2 separate regions of the Homo sapiens genome follow, and region 2 is linked to region 1. A link is a contact called in ENCODE Hi-C or POLR2A ChIA-PET data. All regions are on one chromosome and are shown on one strand. Each heading gives the region's core, a stretch centred on a gene start or an enhancer-like site at or near the end of the contact. The rest is flanking DNA. Distances are from core to core; before and after follow the strand shown. Region 1 has its middle 100 kb from the start of LINC02998. Region 2 has its middle 110 kb from the start of LINC02998.

Region 1 (3,696 bases), core at 296-2,795:
ACCATCTCACACCAGTTAGAATGGCGATCATTAAAAAGTCAGGAAACAACAGGTGCTGGAGAGGATGTGGAGAAATAGGAACACTTTTACACTGTTGGTGGGACTGTAAACTAGTTCAACCATTGTGGAAGTCAGTGTGGCGATTCCTTAAAACATCCTTTTAATATCTGCCCCTCATTTTTTATTGGAGTGTGGTATCTCTTTTATCCACTAGAATGTGTAATAACAATGGCAAATGAGCATAGAAACTTTCTGGAAAGACTGTGTGTATTGATCAATTGCAGAGTGTTCTCATAAATTGATAACCTTTAACATTATTAAATAATTTTCACACATCAGGTGTGTTTACTTTTTTGTGAAAGCTAATAGATATAGCATATGCATTTTATCAACATAGTAGAGCCACGAGAATGCAGTTTTCAATAACATAGTTTCTCCAAAGCTATGGTTACCAGTTACTTCTTTCCAGGCAAAGTTTTAAACTTAGGAGATTATTTCAGATGATGATGTTTCTTATTTCTATATTTCAGAGCATATCAAACAGTAATAATAACAACCATTTACATGGTCCATTACATGGTCCTAATGATAGTTATTACTTACATAGTACTTACAGTGCCTGGCATTGTTCTATGCGCTTTACATTTACCCAGTGAATCTTCAACAACTCTCTGGGATATGATTTTTATTTTAAAGATGAGAAATCTGCAATGCAGAGAGGCTTTGACACTTCTCCAAGGTCCAAAGCAGAAGGGCTGCTGGTGGACAGCAAGTGGCAGAGCTAGAATGCGAGTTTGAGTTTGGCACCACAGTGTTCTCTCACTTCTTCCTTCATAGTTAGCGAAGAAGCTCAAGGACCTGGTGAAGCAGATAAAGAGAGTATTGCTCTTATTCCAATTTTAAGAAGGTGGAATTAAAGATCAAGAGGTTAAGCGATTTGCCCAAAATAACAAAGTTAGTGGCAGAGTCTGGGGCAAAGGCAGTTATGCAAATGCAAATGTGATAAAGTCTTCAGATTCAGTGCTGTTTCTGACTTTTCAAACAGCATGTTCTCAAGACATTCGGATTATCCTGCATGATGACTCACTCTCCCTACTTGTCATCTGGGCCTGGAGGAGGTGGCAAGAAAGTCTGTCTGCAGCCTAAGTGGGAGAAGAAGGTGGGAGCGTGGGGGATAGAGTTGCTGATAACATCTCAGACTCTGGAGGGAGTTCATAGCCAGCAATCAGAATGTTAACCTCTGTGTCCCACCATTTAAAACACACTTCTTTCTCCTGACAAATTAAAACATTTCCTTAAGCCACAGTTCTTTCAGCTGATCTCCAAGGTCATTCAATGGTACAAGAGATCATTTGTGTCCCAACAAACTGGAATTGGGAATTGGAGTTAGGCCATCTTGGGTGAATCCTTTGCATTTTACTTTGAAATATATTCTACTGAGTATTTTTGTATTCAAATATGATCAGTGAATTTTGTGCATATCTGATAAAACATATTTTTGTCCACAAGGGGGCTTCATTTTCCTATTTTTCAAGTTCCTCTTTCAGTAATACTATACATTTTGTTTTGTTGTTTTTATACTGAAAATAGAACCATTTGCTTGCTTTTGAGAAATACTTGTCATCACTAAAAGGAGCTTTGAGAGCTGGTCACAGTAGAAGAATTAAGGCAGCAAAGTTTGAAATGCCAATTGAAGCTCTCGGGGGACCAACAGTGGGAGAGTGAATTCATGAGCATTTCACATCCCTCGTATGAAACGCAACAAAGGTCTAGGCTTTGTTGTTTTTGTTTGTTTGTTTGTTTGTTTGTTTTTGAGACGAAGTCTTGCTCTGTCACCCAGGCTGAAGTGCAGTGGCACGATCTCGGCTCACTGCAACCTCTGCCTCCAAAGGTCTGGGCTTTTAAATATTAAGTTTACAACTAGGATTAAATGGGATCACAATTAGGTTTCTAAATACCACTAAACTCTTCTTAAAGCTAAAGGTCAATTTAAAAATTATTATTCCAGGTTTGTGTTATTTTCTGATATTTATGCTTTGAACTATTCTTTTTTGGGCTTTGGATCACTTTAAAATCTGAATTCAAATTGGGGGTCTTTGTTTTCCTTCTCCTCATCTGCCTGAAGTTTCCATTACCAAGCACTGGGCACTAAATCAGGCCTTACCTGAAGCAATGGGGTCGTTAATTGAACTAAATTTGGTTTGAGTGGAAATGAGACCTGAGGCTACTAGATCTTGTTTTGAGTGGCAGGTTTTCCATTTGTTTTGGAAGATGGTATATTTCAGAGGCGAGAGGGAGGGAAAGCAGTGTTCCATAGCAGAGTAGCTGCAGTGGAAAACATGCTTTGTCCAGCCTTGGTGTGTATGGCCTTGGAAAAAATGATTGTTTCTACAAGTCACGAGAAGAGAAATGGCAGCACATTTCCAAGTCAGCTGGAGCTCTAGAAGAAATGAGGATGAGATATGTGGATGGATTAAAAAATGTAAAAAGTGAAAAACCAGAATGAGTGGGCTTGGAATTTTGTTAAACAGTCCAACTTGCGCATTTTATTATAGCCTTTCTGTGGGTTTAAATGAAGGCCAAAACCTTATTATTTGAACGTTGTATTGATTCGCATTTCTGGTAGCTATTTAAAAGCTGATGTCCTTAGAGCTTAGTGCTGCAAAATCTTCAGTAGGCATATTCAAATGGCAAGATATAGGCATGTCCATCAACAACACAATTATTAAACAGATAAACTATTCACCCCAAGTTATGAAAGAATGCTGGAAGATTAAACAAAATCTGCAGTACATGTTATAGAATAGCCTCAATAATGGCAATAATCACACTCTAAGTGACTTTTTGGAAATACTAAAAAGTCACATCTGTCCTCAAAGCCAAATCTGATGAAGAAGATGGGTCATATAAAGCTAATATTTATTGAATGCTTACTATGTGCCTGATGAAACAGTTCTAAACACTTTTCATATATTAAGTCACTCAGTCTGTGCAACAGCTCTATCATTTCTAGTTTACTGATGAGGAAATTAAGGCAGAGAGAGGTTAAGAAATGTGCCCAAGGTTATATAGCTAGTAAGCAACAAAGCAGTGACCCAAACCCAGGTGGTTTAACTGGACAGAAACTAAATCAAGCATTCTTGAACAACCTGAAAATATTTAAAAGAATTTCAAGTAGTGCTATTGTTATTGGCACATGTTATTTTTCAACATAACTACTTTGAGGAGTTAAACATTGGTTTGGCAGTGTAAGTTCGTGTGTGTGTGCATGCGCATGTGTATATATGTGGAGTATGTGGGTATTTATTTATGTATAATTACTTTATGGTCTCATCTGTTAACTTTTAAGAAATTAAAGGATAATTCACAAAGTAGTTTTTTTTCCTGTGTTATCAGTAGTTGGTGTATTAGAAGGAAGCAGAATGGATTATCTTCCAGCCCCATTATGCCTGACATGAAAACATAGGAATCTTATATACTTTCTGAGTTTCCTGTCTCAAGTTCTGTTTAGTTATTAGATGATGCCATCCATCATCTAATTGGAGTAAGTTATTTCACAAACTGCTCTTTCTACTGAGGGAAATGGTTCTCTTTAACTGGAGAGATCATCTATTAAGTCATTTAGGACTGAATTTTTAAACAAGTTATGAAAAAGCGTAGAAGATGATAAAGTTCTTATGCATGGGTATGTGCACA
Region 2 (3,697 bases), core at 801-3,300, 210 kb after region 1:
TCCACCCCACTCTCTACACCCAGCAGGACCCTGATTCAACCATAGCCTTATAAGGAAATCCAATAAGCATGTTAGAAGAGAGGAATTCTGGCTGGAAAAAGTGTGTATATGGGGGAGGAGGGAGACCCTTAAATCAATTTCATCTGCCACCCTTGTTAGTTCCCAAGGACCAACAAACTCCTTAAGATATTAAGTATTGAAAACCACTCTTCAGAGTACTGCACATTTTGCTCAGGGCTGTTGTTTGGGGTCAAAATGAAATTATAGCCATGAAAGCAAAGCAGAAAGGATTCCAAGTACTGGCAGATGCTTCTCTTGTTCATAATACTTCGTGTGTTTCTGGACAAGTAAGCCAACAATAAAATAAGTGTCTCCCAACAAGATGAATAGCTCCATGAAGGCAAAGCACCTTTGCACAAGGTAGGGCCTCAGTAAAAATGTGTTGACTCTAAAAGAACATGGCTTACTATCCCAGCACACAAAGTGAAATTTATGTTCAAGCTCCATTAAGCTCTCACTAAGCTGGAAGATCTTCCAAAAGTTCATTAGTGCAATGCAAAATGCATAGTAACAGGTAACATTTGTTGAGTATTTCTACCACACACTGTTACAGCACTTGTAAATGCATTATACACCTATAGTACCTATGAGGTATATAATATTATAACCATTTTTAGATGGAGAAACTGAGACACAGGGGTGTTAAGTAACTTGCCCAATGTCCTACAGCTACTAATATCAGCTTGTTACTGATACAATATGAACCTGGTTCCTGGAGTCCATTCCCTTGTGGGGTCCTATGTTTAACCCAGACAGAACCAGGCACACTTTTAGTTCCAGCTTCATTCAGTCACCCAACTCTATCCTTTTAAAATGCGGAAACCAAGACTCAGGATCTAAGTATGTTTGGGGAAGTGAGTGAATGTCTTATATTCCATTTATATCTTCTATGATGCCATCACCACCTGCTTGGGATACAAAACTCAAACTTCTCAGTCCTTTGCTCTTTCTATTTGCAGCTTGAGATACGATTTCACTGATCTAGGACAAAGGACTCACTTGAGGCATTTCTTAAACCATGCAAATTCTCAGTTTCTATCCTCCGATTCACGTTCACCAGGCAGGTCGAAAGAGGAGACCAGAAATCTGCCTTTTTAATGAGCAAACCAAATGATTCTGATATCAGAGAGATACTACCCTGGGCCGGGCGCAGTGGCTCACCTGTAATCCCAGCACTTTGGGAGGCCAAGGCGGGCAGATCACGAGGTCAAGAGATCGAGACCATCCTGGCCAACTTGGAGAAACCCCATCTCTACTAAAAATACAAAAATTAGCTGGGCATGGTGGCGGTTGCCTGTAATCCCAGCTACTCAGGAGGCCGAGGCAGGAGAATCACTTGAACCCCGGGAGGCAGAGGTTGCAGTAAGGCAAGGTTTCGCCACTGTACTCCAGCCTGGCGACAGAGCAAGACTCCATCTCAAAAAAAAATAAAAAAAATAAAAATTACTGCCCTGGGTTTAGAAGGATTGTTTCTTATCTGTGGCTTGGATAAATATAAAGAGTGTGTGTGTGAAGAAATCACAACAAATCCCCTCATCCCTCCCTGGCCTGGAGCAGACCTCGCTGGTAGTTGGAGCCCACAGCTCCCGGTGTGTGTCTAAGCCCCCTTCTCAGTGGTTTGGCTGGGCTTCTGGTAAAGACCACACCACAAAAAAGGAGCCGTGCAATGTCCTGCATGCAGCCTTCACTCAGCCTGCGTGTGTGCTGGGCTGGGGGTGTGGGAGACTGTGATTTGACTGTGTCCAGGCCACCATGGTGCACAGACAAGCTGGGACTCTGTTTGCAAGGCCCAGTTTCCATTCCTGCTGGTGCCAACAGCTCAATGTGGGCAGTCAAAACTCCAGATTCCTTCAGAAAGAGCCAGTTATCTGCTAGACTTCCTTTGTTTTTCAGGGCTCTGTCTTGGCATCTCTGCCAAGAACATGTTTTGGCTGGATCCACTCCCCTGGCGTCTGCACATCTCTGGGAAGCTATGCTAAGAAAGAAACATGGCCCAAGAGGTAGCAGGGGAGCCAGAGTTCTTGTCTGGTGAAACGCAGGACCCCACATGGGAAATGGGCTTCAGAGATCAGCTGCTTATGGGACCAGGAACCAGCATCTTCCCAAGACTGCTATGCACCCCTCAACCTTTTCGGAGATCAGACTGCTGGTGGGGGCAAGGACATGCCAGGCTTCTTGAAATCTCTGATGAACTCCTCTCTGTTCCCCAGTAGAAGAGGTGCAGGGGGTGGGAGTACAGTTCTCCTTGTCCCTGTTAAAGAAAGTCAATGTTTAGTGTAATCTGCTCTGGCCCAATTTGAGGTTTTGCAGTGGGGCTGAAACAGACTTCAGCATTCATTGACAAGGAATGGTTAAAGTGAATGTGGCCATTCTCCAATCACTTGTACGACATAATCATGTATGACTCTTCTGATCTCACATCTACTCAGAAAAGCCTTGCAAATAAGTGTAGGTACCATTTGAATTCCCATCCTTTAAGGTTCCTCCTCTTGACTTCTAGGGGATCCTTCAGCTAGTACTGATTGTCACCTGGTTTATTGAGATGTTTCATATATGATGATATCTTCCCAGTCTCCTCTTGAGAGGCAAAGAATATCTTTTTCAACTTTACATTTGCCATGGCACCCAGAATAGAGGCCTACATACAGTAGATGCTCAATAAAAGTCACGTGAATAACAGCTTGGTATAGAGGAGAATAAACTCGTCATGTGGACTATGATATCCAGCATTTATTTATTGACAGAAAGAGAGGTTAAAAGAAAAAGCATTACCAAATTGTTTTATTTGAAGCCTTTATAATGATATAAGCTAAACATCTGCTGAAACAATAGCCTTGTTTAAAAGTATGCATTTTTACTCTATGATAATTGATTATCCTTGCAACCATCCTGGATTTATTTTCCTACAAAAGAGCAGGATGTTGAGCATAGTTCTATGAAACATTCCTTTAGAGAGGATTTCTCAGCACTAAATAAAAGAGTGCCTTCTAAACATTGCAAAAGAAGTCCGGCTGTTAGTTTTGGCTGGGGACAAGCACTGAGCTGTCTCCAAATGGAGATGGCAGGATGATATAAATGTGGCTGTATTATGTCATTGAAATGGCCTTATTTTCATCAGAAGCTAAATTCAAATACCTTCAGGGACATGGGTTGTTATGGTTGGCTTTGAATTTCTACAGCTTTCTAAAATTCATTTTTGCCTCTGTAGGTGACGCAAGTTCAGTGAAGAGAGGCTTGAAAACCTGGGCTCCTCTGGGTGCCTGGAAATAGAGATCAACAGTGACTATGCAGTGGCAGATTTGCAGCCTGAGCTCTGCATCCTGCACCAGATGTTGGCTGGCATGTCTTTCCATGAGGTCTCTTTTTTTTTTTTTTTTTTTTTGACTGAGTCTTGCTCTGTCGCCCAGGCTGCAGTGCAGTGGCGATCTTGGCTCACTGCAACCTCTGCCTCCTGGATTCAAGCGGTTCTCCTGCCTCAGCCTCCAGAGTAACTGGGATTACAGGCACATGCCACCATGCCCGGCTAATTTTTGTAGTTTTACTAGAGACAGGGTTTCACCATGTTGGCCAGGCTGGTCTTGAACTCCTGACCTCAAGTGATCCACCCACCTTGGCTTCCCAAAGTGCTGGGATTACA

Evidence for each region. Hi-C counts contacts between places; a loop is a spot of excess contacts on that map. ChIA-PET counts read pairs that join two places held with the same protein, here RNA polymerase II (POLR2A). Pooled maps may share reads with other maps.
Region 2: a loop to region 1 is called in a map of IMR-90, with 7 times the contacts of the local background. The contact joins two enhancer-like sites. A Hi-C loop is called at or near these places in 25 of 168 maps with a recorded cell type or tissue (A673, B cell, CD4-positive, alpha-beta memory T cell and 16 more), 5 of 37 single-sample maps with no recorded cell type and 28 of 50 pooled maps. POLR2A ChIA-PET finds 5 or more read pairs at or near these places in 5 of 52 experiments (A673, AG04450, activated naive CD4-positive, alpha-beta T cell and 2 more).

The regions. Positions count from the first base shown.
Region 1 is chr5:54,843,145-54,846,840 of GRCh38, reverse strand. It overlaps the pseudogene CSPG4BP. Among named protein-coding and RNA genes, the nearest start is that of LINC02998, 100 kb to the right of the region's middle. Within about 2 kb of position 1,545, at least 4 of the 41 ENCODE cell types and tissues checked have a DNase peak (open chromatin) inside an H3K27ac peak, as active enhancers do.
Region 2 is chr5:54,630,575-54,634,271 of GRCh38, reverse strand. It overlaps a transcript of SNX18 not described here. Among named protein-coding and RNA genes, the nearest start is that of LINC02998, 110 kb to the left of the region's middle. Within about 2 kb of position 2,050, at least 5 of the 41 ENCODE cell types and tissues checked have a DNase peak (open chromatin) inside an H3K27ac peak, as active enhancers do.